2 separate regions of the Homo sapiens genome follow, and region 2 is linked to region 1. A link is a loop called in an ENCODE intact Hi-C map of the cell type or tissue named here. Cell type or tissue: natural killer cell. All regions are shown on one strand. Links, peaks and the distances in the headings refer to the core of each region. The heading gives the core; the rest is flanking DNA. Region 1 overlaps ATG5 (autophagy related 5). Region 2 has its middle 55 kb from the start of PRDM1.

Region 1 (8,000 bases), core at 1-8,000:
GCACAACGGACACCCTGCTAGATCCAGAGGGATGGAAGTCAGTGGCAGGCCTGCGATGGCGGCAAACAGCAGTGGTGGATGGAGAGTGAAAGCTCAGCTCGAGCCGTAACAAACACGGACCAGAAGAGTGCAGTTGCAAGATTTAATAGAGTGAAAACAGAGCTCCCATACAAAGGGAGGGGACCCAAAGAGGGTAGCCCAATAAAGCTATTTTCTAATAACCAAATAGTTTATGGACTGGTGAAACTCCTGAAAGTTTTTTGTGGGATAATTGCACCCAAGCTGTAAAATAATCAGTTTAAGCCCCTCCTTGTTAGATTAGGTTCTTACGATATGCTTAGGTTCTGAGTTGTTTTATTTCCCTGTTTGTTTTACCTTAAGCTTTTTTACAATTCATTGCTGCCTGGTTTGAGTTGGTTCCTTATTCCTTCTCCTTCAAGTTGAATTACAACTAGTAATTGCTTGCCTAACTTTACCTGATAAGATTTTATATCCTGTTCTGTATTCTGTATTTCAGTCATCAGTTTGTGCTCATAGCTTGACAATAACCAGAACAGTGCAAGAACAGTTACAGTATTATGTGTAGTTATCAAACAAGGCTGTCTTAATTTTCTTACATTCCTAAATACTAAATTATTTTCTATGGTATTGATCTACAGTCTTAAGCACCTTCAGAGCTTCAAGGTACTGATCATTTCTTGAAGTGCAGTTTTTCTGCATGTAGTTTTTGGTTGACATTTTTTCTTTATAGAGACAGGGTCTCCACTGCAAGAGTGCAGTGGCACAGTCATAGCTCACTGCAGCCTCCAACTCCTGGGCTCAAGCGATCTTTCCACCTTAGCCGCCTGAGTAGCTGGGACTACAGGTCCACACCACCACATTCAGCCAATCTTTTTATTCTTTGTAGAGACAGAGCCTCTTTCTGCTGCCCAGGCTGGTCTTCAACTCCTTGCCTCAAGTGATCCTCCCACCTTGGCCACCCAAAATACTGAGATTACAGGTGTCCACCAGCATTCCAGGTCCCAGACATTCTACTTCTTTCAGTGCTTTGATTATGTCATCTGATTGCCTATTGACAACATCATTTCTGATGAGAAATTTGTTATTAATCTGAAGATGTTTTGTACATAAGTCCCTTGCCTGTTTTGAGAGTCTCTCTTTATATTTCAGTCATTTGATTATGATGTACCTAGGTGTGGATCGCTTTGATTTTATTCTTTTTAGTTTGTTTATCTTCTTGGATGTGTAGATTAATTTTTGGGGTCAAGTTCGGGAAGTTTAGGGCCATTATTTTTTCAGATACTCTGACCCTTTTTCTGCATCTTCTTCTGGGCCTCTCATTATATGTATATTGGTATGCCTGATGGTGTCTCTTGGGTCTCTGAGCCTCCTTTCCTTCCTTCCTTCCTTCTTCCCTCTCTTTCTCGCAATTGACCTATCTTTAGATTTGCTGATTCATTCTTCTGGCTGCCCAAATCAGCTGTTGAGCCCCTCAAGTTAATTCAGTTTTTGTGCTTTTCAACTCCAGAATTTTTGTTTGGTACTTTTTTGTAACTCCTATTTATCTCTATAATTTCTATTTCTGTTTGGGAATGATACATGCAACAACATGGATAAATCTCACACAACATTGTGTTGAGTAAAAAGAGCTGATATAAAGAGAATATACTCTATGATTCTGTTTTTAAGAAGTTCTAGACCAGACAGAACTAATCTGTAGTGACAAAAAGTGGTTCTTCTGAAGGATCAGAAATATTGTTCTGATACTTTCCTGTAGTTCTTTAGATAAACTTTTTTTTAGTTCTTTGCGCATATTTAAAATAACTCTCTTAAAGTCTTTGTCCAGTAAGTCCAGCATCTGGTCTTTTTCAGGGCCAGTTTCTGCTGCTTTTTCCCCCCAGTTTGTGGCTTATACTTGTTTCTTTGCATGTCTTTGTAATTTTGTTGTTGTTGAGACCTGAATATTTTATATAGTATAACAGAATAACTCTGGAAACCAGATGCTTCCCCCCTTTCCCAAGGTCTGTTTTTGTTGTTGCTGTTGCTTGTTTAGTTTCTTTCCTGAACTAATTCTTTCAGGTTTTTATTTTTTATCACACAGGCCCCTAAAGTTACTGCTTGGTGAGTTTAGTGATCATCTGATGATTAGAAGAGATTTTCTTGAATGCCTAGAACTAGAGTATCTTCCAATCTTTGCCAGGGGCCTATGTGTGAATGTTGGGGCATTGCCTTCAATGATACGGCAAGCAATTTATAACTGGATTTTACTTTCTTCTTGTACAGAGCCTCAGGGTTTCCCATAGGTGAGAGTTTAGGGCCTTCGTAGATGTTTTTTGAGCGTGTACACAGCTCTATACATGTGTATGGCTTTCTGGATTATCAGAAATATGTTAGAACTTTTCAGACCCCCTTTGGATTTCTTATTTCCCAGGTTTTTCTTTTAATTTTTTGGTTAGCTTGTTTGTCCCATCTGTTATTGCTATCTCATGGCAGATGTGATGTTTAACAATTGCCACTGATTTTCCACAAACTCTCCTGGTGATAAAATTGTTTGCACTGAGTGAGCTCTGAGTCAAGTCAAATAATGTCCTATGAGGGAGGTTTTTCTAGGGAACTGGCAGATCAAATAATGACAGTTTTCTGAGAGTGGGGCTTTTGAAAGATTTCAGAAAAAGTTCATTTTGAGAATTTTTGTGTTCTTGTTGCTTTTATGGAGGAGAGTATATTCAGGGTCCTCACTCTGCTATTACTGATGATATCACCACTTTAATGATTCAACCTCAAGTTTGGATAAATGGATTTTGTTGAAATTTGGGGAAGAGAATAAAAACTGAGGTGTTTTTTAAAGTTTTAAAAAATGTATTCTTTCTAATTATTTATAAAATATAAAAATTTCAACTCAGTATATTGCTTAAGAACATGAGTATTGCAATAGATGATCAGTGATTGCTTTCTGTAAAAGTTACATATCCTTGATTATTTTGGAAATTTTTATCTACATAGGTTTTCCGATAACCTTGAAAAATCTGAATGAATTGAATCTTTGACATGCATCAGTATAGCATGTGGTTAAGATTGAGAGCTTTTGATTTAGGCAGTTCTGAGTTTATATTCCAGGTAACTAGGTGATTTGGCTCGTTCACCTTACATCTCTGGGCCTCCATTTTATAATCTGTAAAATAGGGTTATTGTGAAAATTAGAGGTAATACCTTTAATAAACTATTGTGCCTGGCACATAATAAATTAAATTGCACACTATAGCTGGAATTATTAGATGTTATTGACTTAAATCATTATAATTTTGCTGTGAGTTATTTTAACAGCAATGATGATGGCTTGTCATGCCTCCTGTATTCTTTTGTTTTATGACCAGTGGAACATATCTGGTGAATAGCTCACTTTTTTAATTGATGTATTTCTGTGTTTTGTTTTGTTTTGTTTGTTTGTTTTTTGAGACAAGAGTTTCGCTCTTTTTGCCCAGCCTGGAGTGCAATGGTGCGATCTCAGCTCACTGCAACCTCCGCCTCCCGGGTTCAAGCGATTCTCCTACCTCAGCCTCCTGAGTAGCTGGGATTACAGGCATGCACCACCACACCTGGCTAATTTTGTATTAGTACAGACAGGGGAGACAGGGTTTCTCCATCTTTGTCAGGCTGGTCTTGAACTCCTGACCTCAGGTGATCCGCCCACCCAGGCCTCCCAAAGTGCTGGGATTACAGGCATGAGCCACCGCACCTGGCCGTATTTCTGGTCTTAACATAGTTCTTCTCTGTGAGGTTCTAACTGGTCCCACCAATCTACTTCCATTCACTACCAAATACATAATCTACTTCTTCTGTTTCAGTGTCCAGTTTCCTCTTTCTTTACTTTTCTTCAAGTTACCAGGTCAATACTTTGGAATAACTCTTTTGATCACTTTTGTTGAGTTGCAGTTCTAATGGACCAGAACTGTCTTCATTTATTCCCTTCTTGCCATTTGCACTGATTTAGCTCATGGGTCCTTTATCTTCTAGATGAACTATTTTAGTGGTTCTTAGATTTTTCTACCTGCTTTTTCTCCCTCCATTCTGTTGAGTTTTATACTGATATTAATTTGATGTTTCCTAAAATATAGCTAGACTGCAACCAAATAACACTGCATGCTATTCCCCTAAACATCTTTGATCTTTTATTATCTGACTCTGTTAACTCCTGGGAATAGCCTTGGCTCCCAGAGTGCTTCTAAAGTTACTTCAGATGTCACCTTCCTCAAGAAGTCTTCCTTGATTTCTTCACATATGCCCCAGCCCTTCATATCATATAGATGTTCTTTCTGCGAAGTCTGTTTTTGAAACATTTCCTTCTACCTTTTGTTTTGACAAATGTAACTGTGGAATATTAGAGCCATAGAGGCTGGAAGAATTAACTAATTTAACCTCCTCATTTTGGGAATAAGACAGCTTCCCCAAAACTGACTTGTACATTGTTTAGCTTATTGTTTGATGGCAGAGCCAACAGTAGAACTTGGATCTTAGATCTTCAGCCTTGTTCTTTTTCTATAGCAAACATAATATCATAGAGGATATCATGAGCTATTTTTAAATATTTCACCATGTATGTAGTTTCTCTGTAAGCAGTAAACTATTAATTCCTCAAGGACAAGGATTGTTTCATTTCTCTCTGTATCTCTATAGATGGTTCTCAGAGACTGTTTCCTCCTATAGTGAATGCGTGAATGATAATCATCTGCTTTAGCATTAATATTGTTAATGTAAAACTTGAATCATATTTCCTACTTACACACCTTTTAAAAGAAATAGGTAAATTGAGTCCTGTAGGGGGCAGCCCAACACAGCAAGTTTTGATTGCCCTAAGCTATCTACTACGCTGAGATTGAGACTTAGGCAATTTAGGCTTAAATTGCTTCCTATGTGGATTTTTGAAAACTGAAAACAACTATTAATTATAAGCTTATTTGGCAGATATGTTTTTCCCCTTCCTCCTCCAGCTTTATTGGAATAGTTTAAAATTACATTTCTATTTTCTAGGACTTCAGTTGCTTTTTCCAGCAGATATATTTTAAAACAATTGTCATGTTATAAGAGTAGGAACTATTTGATGCAGATGATTTGCCATTTTGTTTTTAAAACATAAGATGAGAGCAAAAGTTATGTATTAGAACTTTTTTAGGAAATGCTTTATTTGTTAACTTCAAAATAACAGATCATCTGATGGCAAATTATTTGAGTTATTTATAGCTGGGGAAATTAAAATATGCAAAGTGTTATCCCAAACTACTAAAGTTATTATTAAATGAAATCAACATTTTCTCATTATGAATTTATTTACTAAGCTAGGTCATTGTTTTATTCAATATTTTTAAGATTAAAAAATATTGCTGGTAATGAAAGTAAAGTTTAGATGAATAATAATAGCAGCTAACATTTATTGCGCTTTATTGAATACCAGGTACTGTTTTAAATTATTTTACATGTATTTATTTAATCCTTATTGTCCTCTGGGTTAAATGCTGTTACTGTCCCCTTTATATACCTGAGGTAATTGAGAAAAAGATTGGTCATTGAAACTTGCTCAGGGTTACCTACCTAGTAATTAGAAGAGCCAGGATTTGAATCCAGGGAGTCCAGTCTGGCTTTATAGCCTATGCTCTTAATCATTATTACCTTTCATATATTAAGTTCATTACTTTTATTTTTTATGCCTCTTCTGTCATAACTTTTTATGATTTGAGACTGTTCTCCAGTTTTCACACACATCAGGCTTCTTATTACTCTTCCTTTTCGGTTGCTTACTGCCCTCAGTCCATTTTCTTCTAATAAAGAAAGTGCATGCACAGAAAGTAAAAACATAATGTTCTCCCCTTAATATGAAGAGATTGAAACAGCTAAAATTCTGGAATTTTACAGAAAGTTATTTTCCTAATCATCAATTAGGAAATTTTTAGTGATCACATTAAAACATGAAGTCTCAAACTTAGGAATAAAATAACTTCAATTCCCATGCTCATGCATGTAGTATATGGGGTAATTTTAGAAGCCAAAATAGTTAATACCTCATTTTGAAAGATAGATTGTGAATGATGCAGTTTTAATTATTTCACTAAAAATGAGTTTTCTTTACCTCTCTCCACAAATAAATTCTTGGTTATAATAAGACACTTTAGGCCAGACGCAGTGGCTCACGCATGTAATCCTAGCACTTTGGGAGTTTGAGACCATCCTGGCCAAACTCATGGTTTAACGTGGTGAAACCCTGTCTCTACTGAAAATACAAAAATTAGCTGGGCAGGGTGACGCACACCTGTAATCCCAGCTACTCAGGAGGCTGAGGCACAAGGATTGCTTGAACCTGGAAGGCAGACATTGCAGTAAGCCATGATTGCACCACTGCACTCCAGCCTGGGCAACAGAGCAAGACTCTGTCTCAAAAAAAAATAATAATAAGACACTCATATTTTTATTATGCTAGCCTAATATATGTAAAAATTGACCTTACTGACTTACTATTTTCTTTCTCATCCTCACCTTTTTATGATTTCATCTCTCCTTAAGATGTCTTTGGGAATATAAGTAGATATAGTAAACATAAGTTGGACCTCAAGTGATCAGTTTTGATTTTTTTTTCTTTCTTTCTTTTTTTTTTTTTTTTTGAGACAGGGTCTCACTCTGTCACCCAGGGTGGAGTGCAGTGGCACGATCTCAGCTCACTGCAGCTTTGATCTCCCAGGCCCTGGTGATTCTCCTCCCTCAGCCTCTCTAGTAGCTGGGACTACAGGCGCACACCACCAGGCGCAGCTAATTTTTGTATTTTTTATAGAGATGGGGTTTCACCATGTTGCCCAGGTTGGTCTCGAATTCCTGGGCTCAAGTGATCCGCCCATCTTGGCCTCCCAAAGTGCTGGGACTACAGGTGTTAGCCACCGTACCCGGCCTCAGTTTTGACATTTGATAAAAGTTTAGGTTAAATGTGAGATGGCTTAAAATGTTATAACTGTTGAAAATAGAGCTGTTCTATAGCTAATTATTTGATAGTATTTATATCACAAATAAAATCTTAATGTACAGCTCTTAGAAGAAAATATTACAAAATGTAAGTCTACTGCCTGGTTTATATTATTTTTTAAAGGACCTCAGATTACAGTTGATGTTAGAATTTCTTGGAAGAATTGTCAACTCTGATAATATACGCCAGAGGTAGCCTATACCTTAGAATAGTTAGAACCTTGCTGCTGCTTTAATGATTGATTTCAGTCCTCCCATTTTTCATTGGTTGACATGGGCTTTAGTTTCCTAATTTACTGCTGGCATAATACATTCTTGGTAGTTGCAAACTTCAGCTTAGTTCCTGTCCAAAGAATGTTTATTTCTTCAACTTTACTATTGGATATTGGTTTCTTTATGTCATTAGTGCATTTTACTTTCAGTCCCTTTCCATCATAGAGAATGTCGGCATCCAGAATGATGCCCCTTAGGGTGATTATTGAGTCTGCTGACAATTTCATGGTGTAAGAAAATCTGCTTAATCACTTACCTATTTCCATAGTGAAAACTACCTTCTAATTTTTTTTTCTGTTCTTCTCATAAGTGATTTTCATGTAACATGCCAGAATACACAACACCTGTCTGTTAAGAACAGAATTACTAGGCTTTGATTCTTGGTAGTGGTTCCTTCTTTTGGGTAAATATGAGAGTTGCTTTTGGTCTAATTACTCATACTTTTAAAATAACTATTTGCTAATAATTTTAAGTAGGTAATATATAGGGTTATCATTAAGGAATATTAGAAGAAAAAATCAATTTAAAAATACAAAGACTAATGTCCTATCTTTATTTCTAACCTGAGCCTGGGTAATTTTGTTTGACATTTCATATCAGGATATCATACTCATTAATGAAGTATACGCCTCAGTTCTTGTGTGTGATGCCTGTTTTTTGGTTTTATTAAATTTTCAAGGTTTTTTGGGATTTTATATTATACTTTTGCTTTGCAGTGCATGCAG
Region 2 (12,229 bases), core at 2,372-10,371, 83 kb after region 1:
CATTAATTATTGTTTATAGCGCAAGTGGAAGTTGAGCTGTGTTAATTATTATTATCATTCCTGGGTCTTCCAGCCAAGTTTAAACCAAGCCCTCCTCTTGCTTTTAGTTCCTGAGATCTGACAGATACAGCCATGAGGAGGGCCATACATCAAGGTGACTCAGCAGAGGGTGCATGCCTCACCCGGAGAAGGCAACTGGCTCCAAAGCCTTGGCTCTGGGGATGTGGGGCAGCCCAGGTACCTATGGCTTTGTTAGAACCTCATGCTAACAGAGCAAGAGTTCTGAAGCTGCTGCCACACTCCTGTCCCTCACCTCTTTGTGTACCTGCCATTTAATTTACCCAAGAAGCCTGGAGATCAATAAGAGGAACTCACCCTGTCATTAGACAGGGCCCTAAATTGCAAGTTGCAGCTGGAGAAGCTTCAGAGGCATTGTGATCACTCATGAAGAAAGATGACTAATCGCTTTCTTCTGGTCACTTATTTGGCTTATGACTTTGGTTTCTCTACTCTCTAAGTACAATAGCTATCAGATTTCCATGTAACTAGGTAGTGACAATCAGTATGTCCAGTTTCATTTAATACACTTGTTTGTGGGCTCTGCTACCTCACCTAGGCCAAATTGCTTAGTTGTATTGTATCCTGCCATTTTAAAGCTTGGGAGACAGGCGAAGGAGGGAAAGCTCACCTCAGTTGACCAATCGCCATCTCCATCAGCATCAGCATCAGCATCAACATCACTAGTGAGTGTCCAGGAGACATCGTGTGTTTAACCCTTTGCAGTGAATTTAATCTCTATGTATCCAGTGCAAGTTAGACAAACAGTTCCAACAGGTTTGGATCTCAGCCGTGTGCAGAACCCTATAGTTTAGAAAAACAGCACCAAAAATACACCAGCATTCCAAAGAGCAGGGGAATTTATCTTCTACCATGGTTTGAAGCCAGCTGTTCAGGGCACAGTTGCAACCAATGTCCTATATTACTTTTCTAGGCAGGGACCAGAGCAGTCAGTTTTTACGGGAATGCTAAGCCCCCTGTAAGGCAGCATCCTTACCCACTCAGAATGGAAGCCAGCTCTCCAAAGGTTGACCAGGTCCCTGCCTGTGTGCCTGACATCCTTTCTCAAGGAACATGCACACCCATGTCTATTGGCACGGACTTGTAACTATCTCCTTCCGAATTTGGTCCTTGATGTTAATACTGACTCCCCTCCCCACACACCCCAGCCTTCACTTTCCCCCAGCTCTGCAATCCCCGGGCAGACAGGCAGGTCCCACCGGGCTCTTTTGTCTGCTCAGCACAGCAGGCAGACGTCGGGGTGGTGGTGCATGCTAGTTAACTAATTAATGATTGTAAAGCACTTTGAAAACATAAAGAACCAGATAAATGCCAAGTATTATTGTTATTAATGATGAGGAGGCTGTTTAGTCATCCTCAGCCCTGAACTCGGCTCACTGCTCCCACTGTGGCTGCAGGCTGATTTGAGAACCAGGATGAGAACTCCCCTCCTCCCTGCAGGCGCTGTTTCACACTGAGTCAGTGACCAAGGTGAAGGGCCAGGAAACCTTCTCTCCTCATCTCCCACCTGCTGTCAAAGCACTGCCTACTTTGTGGCTGTAAGGCTAACATTTACCGAAAGCCAGGGTTTGAAACTGCCTCTCTATTTCCCATTCACCTGTTTAGTAAGTTCACTGATGTTTACTTGAGTGCTCGCTGATGGTGATAAGACTGCCATCTCTGTCTGAGGACAGCATGCAACCTGAAATGAAGCCCCACTTTTCATTTAGTAAAATTCCATGAGGATGGATTCACTTCTGCAAGGATCTCTTTTACATGTTTTGGGGGCTTGATATTTTCTTATAGATGCCTCTATGTATATTTGTTCCTTTGATATAGCAACTCTGTCAGCTGGGGAAGGCAGATGTTATTTTCCCCATTTTGCAGATGGGAAACCTGAGGGTCAGGGACATGATGAGCCTTGTATAAGGCCCCAGGGGCTCTAGAATCTAGTGGCAAGGCCAGAGTTCACTCCAGCTCGCCCGAGCCCCGGGCTGAACAGTGCCCTCTGACATATGAGGTGACTGCAACAGACTCCAGACACCTGGCAGGATGTGCAAAGATACGTTAAACAGCTTCTTAATATGTTCTAGCAAAGCAGACACTTTCAGAAACCCCATGGTCTCTGCATGGACATCTGACCTGAAGCTCCTTTAGCCACTGGCTAGCATTGAGGAGTTCTCCATGTCTTGTTTCAGGCTTGTTATCCTGGAATCTGACACTCTCTCAAATGCTTGGGCCGATAAGACCCTAGAATCCGTCTGTGTAATATCCCCCCTCCACAGATGATGAAACTGTGGGCCAGAAAAGTCCAATTACTGGTCATTGATGCCAGAGCCAGTAAAGGGGTGAGGCTTGCTGCATGCTTCTCCCACCCTCCTGCAGGGCTTCTGGCTCAACAGCCAGCCACCATTCAGCCTCTGGATCTCTACTGCTAGATGGGAAGGTTCCAGGGGGTTTCACGTCTTTTGTGCTTTTCTGTATTTTCCAAATTTTCTTCATTGAATGTTTTCCAAATTTTCTTCTGAAATAAATTATAGAAGGAATCAGAAAACGGGTCCGGGTGCAGTGGCTCACGCCTGTAATCCTAGCACTTTGGGAGGCCGAGGCAGGGAGATCACCTGAGGTCAGGAGCTTGAGACCAGCCTGGCCACCATGGCAAAACCTCATCTCTACTAAAAATACGAAAATTTTCTGGGCGTGGTGGCAAACACCTGTAATCTCAGCTACTCGGGAGGCTGAGGCAGGAGAATCACTTGAACCCAGGAGGCAGAGGTTGCAGTGAGCTGAGATCACGCCACTGCACTCCAGCCTGGGCAACAGACCCTGTCTCAAAAAAAAAAAGAAGTAATCAGAAAATAAATCATTATTATATATATATATATATATATATATACACACACACACACACACAGAGAGCTATCTACCAATCTGCCTATCTGAGGCTCACATGTACATATAACATGTGAGCATTTATATAAGTATGGGGCACTGCATTTCTCTTCCCAAAACTCTCTCTTGGATCGATAGTCTTTCACTGGGGACTCACTTGAAGGTTTAGACATTGCTGGTTGTCTTCTCCCATTTTAGTCCCCAAAAAGGAATATTTCAACAGATCTACAATTTTGTTCTAGGTCTAAACCCCTAAGAGTGAAGCTGTGGGGCCTGGGGGTGGGAGGGATGGTTGGCCTGAGCCTACAGCCAGGGGGATGGGAGGGTGGGGGAACAGCCTCTCTTGGTGGGGGACCACTGCTGCTGTGAGGACAACCTTCATTGCCTCAGAACCCATTTCAAGGGCTTCTCAGTGACCATGAAATCTTGCCGTGTCCCTGCTAACACCACACACTGTGCATTCTTTTGACTAAGATCTGCGGCCTAGTGCTGTGGCCTAGGTGCTGTGAGATTTCTTTTTTTAAGTAGTAAGTTTATGGTGTGGTTACATTTGAAAATTGCAGCTTCAAAATACATCAAAGTTCAAACGCGCATCCACAATGCTACCGTGGCCTGGAGTGGAACCCTGCAGCAGAGCAGCCCCAGGCACGGCCCCGCGTTCCGCCCTCTCTTACCCCTCCCAGGCAGTTCAGAGCAGCCCCTGGGGCTCCCACTGCTGCGCTGGCACAGTGGGGCCACCGCCCGGCTCACAGGGGCAAGGTGAGGTAGCAGAGCCAGGAAATTTGATTCTTTTCACTTTCTTGTGAGGAGATACTTTATTCCTGAAGAATTCTAGGGTGTAGAGAAAGCAGAGGAAAGACAGCATCCGGGGTGAAATACCACCAGCCAGGCGGACCCAGCCAGATGTGCCAGACCCACTGGTCGAGGGGAAAGTGAACCGGGTGTGCTCCAGCACAGCCAAAACCCTCTTTGGGGTTTTCTGGCATGGGGATAGCATAATTCACATGGCGCAGCGATTTAAAAAAGAAAAGAAAATTAGCCTCCCCAGACTAGAATCCTCACCTGTCACCTACCTCCCACTCTGCCTTTCTCAGCATAGCTAATGTGAATTGTGTGCTTTCTGTGCCAGGCCCTATTACATACAGTCTCTCATTTCACTCTTATATCCACATAGGAGCTCAATTTTACAGAAGAGGAAACTAAGGCACAGAGAGGTTAAGTGGCTTGTCCAAGGACACACAGCTAGAGCACGATAGGCCTGGGATTTGAATGGTCTTCCTGGCTCCAAAGCTCATGCTTCCCACCTCTGGTATTTAGGGACCATAATCCCATTGGAATCTCTCTAATGGCATCAACCCTCTCAGTCAGTCAGAGGGCCAAATGGAAACAGAAAATATTTCAGGATCTCTTGTAAGCCTGAAAGAATTGCTTAAGAGATGTTAGGAAGGCAGGAGTGCTGGTGCTGCTTTTCTGCATTTTGAGTTCTGGTTGGGCATTTGTTGCCAGGGACAGTCCCCTTGGTGCAAGAAAGGAAGCACCCAGAGGAGATTTGCTGCTGGAAGGGCAGGATGTATGTGCGTGTCTGTGTGTGACCCTGCCACCCCCAGCTCAGGATGGAGAAAGCCAGGGATTCTTAGCAGGCAGAGAGACTGGTTTAGTTGCTTTAGCTGCCCGTAATTTGAACTCCTCAACACCATTTCCACTTCCATCCAAATCCACTTACACATGCTGCTTGAGTCCTTCTAACTTTATAAGCATAAAGGCATAGATGCTGGAACAAAAGGCTTTCTGCAACCCTTCCCACCCACAGGAAAGGTCTGGTGTGGGCAATTGTGCCTTTGTTTGGCTTCACCTTGCTGTGCCTCCAAGGACCCCACCAACTACGCATTGAACTTGCACTTCCTATTCACAGAGAGTGCAGCTCTCAGTAATCCACATTAAGGCTTTTGGACTCAGTTCTGCATATTGTTCCTATTTTACATCCTACCTCATCAACGTGAGGCCATTCCTCTCCCCTGAGGAGTGACTTTGGAAGAGTGTGACTGGCAGGGAAGCTGAGAGCTGAAGAGTCATGCCCAGGATGGAACTTAGCTATAGAAAGCCTTTCATCTGGCCGTCTCTCAAAGCCCTGAGGGCTATAATTAATCCTCACAACACCTCTGCCTGGTAGGTAAGTGTGATCGCCTCATTTTTATAGATTGGACAGGGAGGCATGGTACTATTAAGTGACTTTCTTCAAGGCAGCACCTCCCTCAAAGAGCTGGGACTTGATCATGGGGTGATTCTACTTCTGAAGTGGGGGGAAGAGCAGACAGTGATACCAGGCTGAGTGAGCAGGTCAGGCCCTTGTCACCTGACCACCCTTCCCTCCTCAGTACACCAGCACACCCTAAATGTGGCTACTAGTAGGGGGTTTCAAAAGCGTCTCAAAGACTTAAGAAGTCAAAGGGAGGGTGAGGAGTAGAAGAGAAAGAGAATGAAAAGCAATAAATAGCCCAGGCAGAGGTTAGAGGTTCTCTCTGACTTCCTGTAAAGTATAATCCGACCAGCCACATGTGAGAGAAACCAAATGTCATGCAAAGCAGTGAAATTGTCACCCTCAGGATGCGGGGCGGGGGGCCCCTGAGACGAAAGGTCAGAATAATCCCTTCTCTAGCAAAGCTGAAGTCCCAGCACTATTTTTAGAAGCTCCTAGAATTTGCAACCTATTTTTAGGAACTCCTAGAATTTGCCACCTGCTAAGATATAAGAAGAGCCAAAGAATTAGAGTTCATCACCCTGGAGTGTACAGTCAGCTCTCTCCACCTTAGCCGATGGGCTTCTGAGAAGGGTACGTAGAACAGATGTTAGTTAAGTGAATCACCTTGAACACACTCCCAATGGTTAAAGGACTTGGGTGGAGAGCCAAGGTGAAGAGCCAGTCATCGCCCTGCCTGTGCAGCTTAAGTTTAGTCTAGTGGTTAGGAGTAGAGCCTTTGAAGTCATGCAGACCCGAGCTCTGACCTCAGCCCCACCTCCCACCGTAGCCATGTTGCCTGGAAAAGTGGCTTGACCTCTTTGAGCCTTAGTTTCTTCATCCATTAATTAGGGCTTGCCATGCCCTCCCTCTCAGGGTGATTGTAAGAGTTCCTTATGATCATACTAGTTCCTGGTAAGCATTCAATGAACAGCAGCTATTATTACACTCTTAAGTTTTATGTGTTGTTTTTTTTTCTTTATTAAAAGGATATCTTTTTTATTTATTTATTTTTTTGAGACAGAGTCTCGCTCTGTTGCCCAGGCTGGAGTGTGGCACAATCTCGGCTCACTGCAACTCCGCCTCCCTGGTTCCAGCGACTCTCCTGCCTCAGCCTCCCAAGTAGCTGGGACTACAAGCACATGCCACTACACCTGGCTAATTTTTGTATTTTTTAGTAGAGACAGGGTTTCACCATATTGGCCAGGCTGGTCTTGAACTCCGGACCTTGTGATCGACCTCCCAAAGTGCTGGGATTACAGGCGTGAGCCACCGCACCCTGCCAAAAGTGTATCTTTCCTAGCTGACTGAAGTGATGATTGGAGAACTCAATTTCCCTAGGATTCTAAAACATACCATTCCTCTGAGCTGGTTTAGAGCGCCCTCTAAATCCAAATCTATGAAACACGATTGATTTTGCTTGGCCTAGAAGTGCCCTTGCTCATGTCCCTGGGGAAAAGCACAGATCAAGATGGCAGCCTACATTGTTTCTGGGCTGATCCAGACAGTCACTGAGCTGAGCCCACTCCCTTGGTTTCTCAAGAGGACCAGCACTATTTGTCTCATAATAGAAGTTCTGAAGTAATGGTTGAACATTTTTCAGTTACCCCCTTGAGAATTTGATAAATATTATAGCTCTCTCTCTCTCTCAAAAAATGCCTGTGTACACAAAGTTTGTGCCGTTGCTTCTCATTATTCGTGGTGGTTATTCTATAAACTCACTTGGGACACTGAATTAACAAATTCTGAACCATCACTCCAGGGAAACATATGGTTAAGTTCCTGAGAGCCCTGGTCACAACATTTTCATCAACTGATCAATATATAACCTTGTGCCATGTGTGTTTCTGTTTAAAGATCCCTAATTTTATACATATTGTTGATTTTGTTAACATAGAACTCACAGCCAACAGCACCATTCATGCCCGAAGGAAGCTTATCTAGCCCATGGATTTTCTCCACAAGGTATATCACAGCCTTCTTGCACTTAGGAACATGAGATGCACCTCCGCACTACACTCGGAGGTCATTGTAAATGGTGAAATCACTAACAAAATACATAAAGAGGAAAAAAACATGGCTTTGAATAGACTGCGGAAAGTCACTTGTTTACAGCATGAGTGCTGCGACAAGAAGGCAAAGTGTCACCTTGTTCAACCTCAGCTGGGAATGTGCATATTAGGTGACTCGAATGTGCTGCTCTGCATCTGTGCATGTCTGCAGATGACTGCAAATGCTTCATGAGTGTTGATTTGGGGGTTATAAAGTTTAGTGAGTAGATAAATTTGCAAATACAAAATCTGCAAATAATGAGAGTTGACTGTATATAGTTTGGGTATTCGAAGCCCATGAAAGCCAATTCTATGGGAGTTGGGACAAAGGGAAGCATTTTATTTTTTGCAACCCATGGGAACCTATTTAAAGTAGGAACGAGTAGATGTCTTTCTGTAAAGGTATAGGCATCCTTTACCAGGCATTTCTATTCTTTTTTTTTCCCCTGATATTTTATACCTCTGAATTTTTCTCAAGACCTGGTAATTAAAATCAGGCATCTGAAAAAAGAAACATATTATTATAAAAACTAAGAATATTTGGTGCTTTCTTACATTTATTATTATTGGACTTAGCAGTAAAAATGTTTTTCTTAAGCAAGCCTGATTATCACTCGTGAAAAATATGCATATATAGGCTGGGCACGGTGGCTCACACCTGTAATCCCAGCACTTAGGGAGGCCGAGGGGGGGGCGGATCAAGAGGTCAGGAGTTCAAGACCAGCCTGGCTAACATGGTGAAACCCTGTCTGTACTAAAATTACAAAAATTAGCTGAACATGGTGGCATGCACCTGTAATCCCAGCTACTCGGGAGGCTGAAGCAGGAGAATTGCTTGAACCTGGGAGGTGGAGGTTGCAGTGAGCCGAGATCATGCCACTGCACTCCAGCCTGGGCGACAGAGTGACACTCTGTCTCGGAAAAAGAAAAAAAAAAATGTGTGTGTGTGTGTATATATATATATTTTTAAATATATATTTCTATATATAAATATATTTATAAATATATAAAATATGTATACAAATGTATACATATATGTATGTATATATACACACATATATACACACAGATACAGAAAGATGGGAAAGAAACAGGAAAAAAATGAATAGTGTTAGGGTGGTAGAATATGAAATCTTTTTTTCTTTCATAATGTGCTCCTCAGTGTTTATGTTATGTGATCTCAGACATAAATTAACAACAAAAAACTTCAATGAAAACAATATGTCTGGAAGTAGAAAAAGACTAATGAAAATATATTCAAACACAGGAAAATTAATAATCTTTAATCATTTATTCCTTGGAAATCCATCCACATTGGCAAAAAAAAAGATTGAGCTCCGTCTCACCGATTGCTTCTGTTTTGCATGATTCTCTGAGGGCCATGTTATTCATTTCCAGAGTGGACTTCAACATTCTAAGCCCTTTAGGGGCTTTCATTCTGGCAGACACATGATGCTAAGACAGAAAATAGACAACCATAATACTGCAGTCAAGAAGCAAACGGCCCAGATAACTAGTACATCACCAGGGTGGCTTTGGGAACATGTGATTTTAGGAAAATTACCAAGGAGAAGGTCCAGAGAGAAATCGCCAGCAAGAGTGCATGTAAAGTAGTCTATAATGAGACAGGTTGGACACAGGCGTGGCCTATAGCCTTTGAGCACCTGTTGTGCAATTCACATGCCCAAGTGCTTTTGTAAAATTCCCGCTGAAGGCCTCAGCAATCAGCCAGTCCAGGTTTTAGTGAGCACATTCTATATGCCAGTCTGGACTACATGTGGCCGATACCTAGACTGGCTTCAAGTCACTCTCTGCTTGGGAAGTCCCGATTCAGTCATCAGAGAAGCACCCACTATGCAAGAGAACTGTAAGAAGCAAGACCCTGAGCTCCTACTGGTGCCAGCCCATGGTCTAGGCTCTAGGGACAGGCTGCTGAACAAGAGGAAGTTCCTATCTTCGGGGGCTCAGACATTGTCTGTGGCAGAGAAGGACGATGAACATGAAACTGAGTAAATAAACAGGATCCCTTCAGACAGAGATGAAGTGCTGTGAAGGAAATAAACAGCAACATGATGGAGAATGCTTGGCCTCTGCAGGGGTAGCATTTGAGCGCTGGATGCTGGAAAGTGAGCCAGCTGTGGCAATATCTGGAGGGAGAGTTCCACTGGCAGAGGGTCTGTGGTGTATGTGGCAGATCAGGAGGAAAGCAGTCCACAGGGAGAGAAAGACACCAATAAGAAAGGCATCCTCTAGGGAGGTAGAGGAGGTGAAGTAATGCTGGACTTTGTGCTATAGGCTGCAGTTGCTGCTACTTTACCTGTGCTCCTGTAAAGACATTGCTAATCTAACCTTGCCTTCTCTGCCACCAGGCCCAGTGGCACCTCTCAGGCAGGCACTACCAATCAACTGGAGTTGATGAGTGAGGTAAAGACTGTTTCTCATTGTACTATAAACGTTAGGAAGCCTTTCAGGATTTTGAGCAAGGGACTGTCACAATAAAGGCAGTGTTTTAAGAAAGATTAATCTGACCATGGTATGCAATATAACTCGGAGGGAACTGAAGTGGATGTTCCTGAGGCCACTTAAAAGAAAATAGTAATTGCAGACATTATTTAAGCACCTACTACATGCTGATCCTTTATTTATTTTCATCAACCTCAAACGGTAGATATTGTTATCCCTTTTGAGCAGATAAAGAAACTGAGGCACAAAGAAGGTGTCATTTGCCTAAGTGGAGAAACCAAGAGTTAAACCTGAGTCATCGGTTCCAAACCCGCTTGCTATTTCTCTATGCAGAGCTGATATTCTAAGTTTAAGGTGATAAGAATTTGGGGTGGGGTCTAAAAAGATTGGACAGACATGAAAAACATAAAGGAAAAATTAGTGGGAGTTGATGACTGGATATTAGAAGGAAGGCAAGAGTAAGGCCAAAGATAATAACAAGAAAATATGTCTTGGTTAGTGCGTAGAAAAAAGTCTTTAATCGTACACATCAAACTGTTAACAGTGATTGCTCCTGAGGAGTGAGATGGAGAGTTGCAGCGGGGAGGGGAAGACATTTTTACTTGTTACTCTATAAGCTTCTGCCTTTTTTCAATAATTATTTTTAAATAATTTAATAAATAATTTTTAAATTAAATTTATTTAAAAATAATTCGGAGGGTTTTTTTCCTCCTGAGTGACTGAGAGATGCCACTGATGGAATTGAACAGATACCAAGCTTTGGCTTGGGGGTAAAGACAATGCATTTGGTCTCAGACACTGAGTTGAATGAGGTGATGGTGGGAGAGCTGCGGGGCCATGACCCACAGGGTTTTCTTTTTTTTTTTTTTTTTGAGACAGAGTCTCACTCTGTCACCCAGGCTGGAGTGCAGTGGCACGATCTCGGCTCACTGCAACCTCCACCTCCTGGGTTCACGCCATTCTCCTGCCTCAGCCTCCCGAGTAGCTGGGACTACAGGTGCCCGCCACCACGCCTGGCTAATTTTTTTTTTTTTTTTGTATTTTTAGTAGAGATGGGGGTTTCACTGTGTTAGTCAGGATGGTCTCGATCTCCTGACCTCGTGATCCACCCACCTCAGCCTCCCAAAGTGCTGGGATTACAGGCGTGAGCCACCGCACCCGGCCTGACCCACAGGGTTTTCATTGCAAGTTAAGATTCAGGCACATTCGTGGTTCCCAGTGCTGACTCTTCATTTCGGGATGCAGCTAACCCAAGCCATCGTGCCTGTCACTAGAATCCCCACTCGGCAGACCCCTAAAGTTAAGAGCACCAAGGACCCATGGCAGAACTTCAGCACCAGCTCGGCCTGGTGCATGGGAGCAGGGCTGGCCTCGCTCTGGGCGTGTCGTTCCTGTGTGTTTGCTCACTCACTGTGCCCCATACTGGTCCTGGTAAGATGGCTGGGGAGGGGGAGGAGAGGAACACCTCTGACATCCCTGGCCCTTGGAGGGACCTTATGGGAGTGCTTGACCTCTCTGTGCCCTATATGGGTATCTACCTCATATCTCTTTATCTCAAAGCAATGGGATTGTGAGCAATGACAAATAAAAAGAGCTATTTAACAACTAGCAGTTTACGTAATCACAATCATAGCAAAAACAACGATAGTAATAATATGTCCAGGAAAAACAACAGTTCTCTGAAAATTTCAGAGTAGATTCCTGAGGCGGGAATAAGATGCCCCCGTAATCATCTTACTCAAGATGCTTTTTAATAGAAGGTAATAACCAGAAATGAAACCATCAACATAACGTATGCCAGGTCATAAAAAATAATTGTCGGGTCAACCAGGTTTCCCGAAGTAAGGCTTCCCAAGCCTGCTCTTTCCTTGCCAGCTTCAGACTTCATTTTTCACCCCCTGGAAGGGGCGACCTGTTTTCCGGGTTTGGGCTTTTGGAATCAGAGCAGAGAGAGCCCACTAAGCCCCTACATATTGTCTCAACTTCCGGGACTTTGGGAAGCTTTGAACTCCAGGAGTGGGCTGTTTCCTCTGTGGGAGGGAAATGAGTGGGGCAGACCCAGGAGGAACACATTTCTCTCCTGTTTGTTTACCATATGTGTGGCTTCCAAGCAATCTGGTCTGGGCAGGGTAAGTCACTAACATGTCCCTGGTGAGCCCTTGTACGAGACCCCCAGCCCTGCATGACTCGAGGGACTCCATCAGGTCCTGAAGAAGTCGGTCGCGTGGTCACTTTCCAGCCCCACTATCTAGAACTTTCTTTAGAAATTGGCCTGAAAACAAACGTCCCAGCTGTCCGAGCGTGCTACTTGTCCCACTGGCACTGGGAGAACCTGATGAGTCATGCCCTGCCAGGCCCGCACCGTGTGTCATCTTGACAGTTTATGGCCTCACATTTGACCCGCAGTCTCTCTGTCCCCCGGTCAACGCCTCCTGACCCTGGAACTCTACTTTCATTTTAAAAGGCATAATTCTAAAGCATCCTTCCACACTTATCACCTCTGACAGGGAGATTACCCCCAAGCAGCAGA

Evidence for each region. A loop is a pair of places that touch in the nucleus more often than their neighbours do. Peaks named below come from ENCODE experiments on the same cell type or tissue, not always from the same donor. Only the 100,000 strongest peaks of a DNase experiment are listed, where the experiment ranks them.
Region 2: it touches region 1 in a loop (6-fold over the local background); 4 of 110 quality-filtered maps call a loop at or near these places.

The regions. Positions count from the first base shown.
Region 1 is chr6:106,220,336-106,228,335 of GRCh38, reverse strand. The region is part of intron 6 of ATG5 (autophagy related 5); the gene reads left to right. Among named protein-coding and RNA genes, the nearest start is that of ATG5, 100 kb to the left of the region's middle. In natural killer cell, for the core only: a CTCF peak has its summit at 4,780 (motif pointing right); a DNase peak (open chromatin) is centred at 4,835.
Region 2 is chr6:106,135,177-106,147,405 of GRCh38, reverse strand. No RefSeq gene overlaps it. Among named protein-coding and RNA genes, the nearest start is that of PRDM1, 55 kb to the right of the region's middle. RefSeq lists a silencer at 3,538-3,832 and enhancers at 5,578-5,627, 12,123-12,229, 11,545-12,229. In natural killer cell, for the core only: no CTCF peak of the experiment used is centred there; DNase peaks (open chromatin) are centred at 3,535, 5,395 and 5,855; H3K27ac peaks cover 3,088 bases.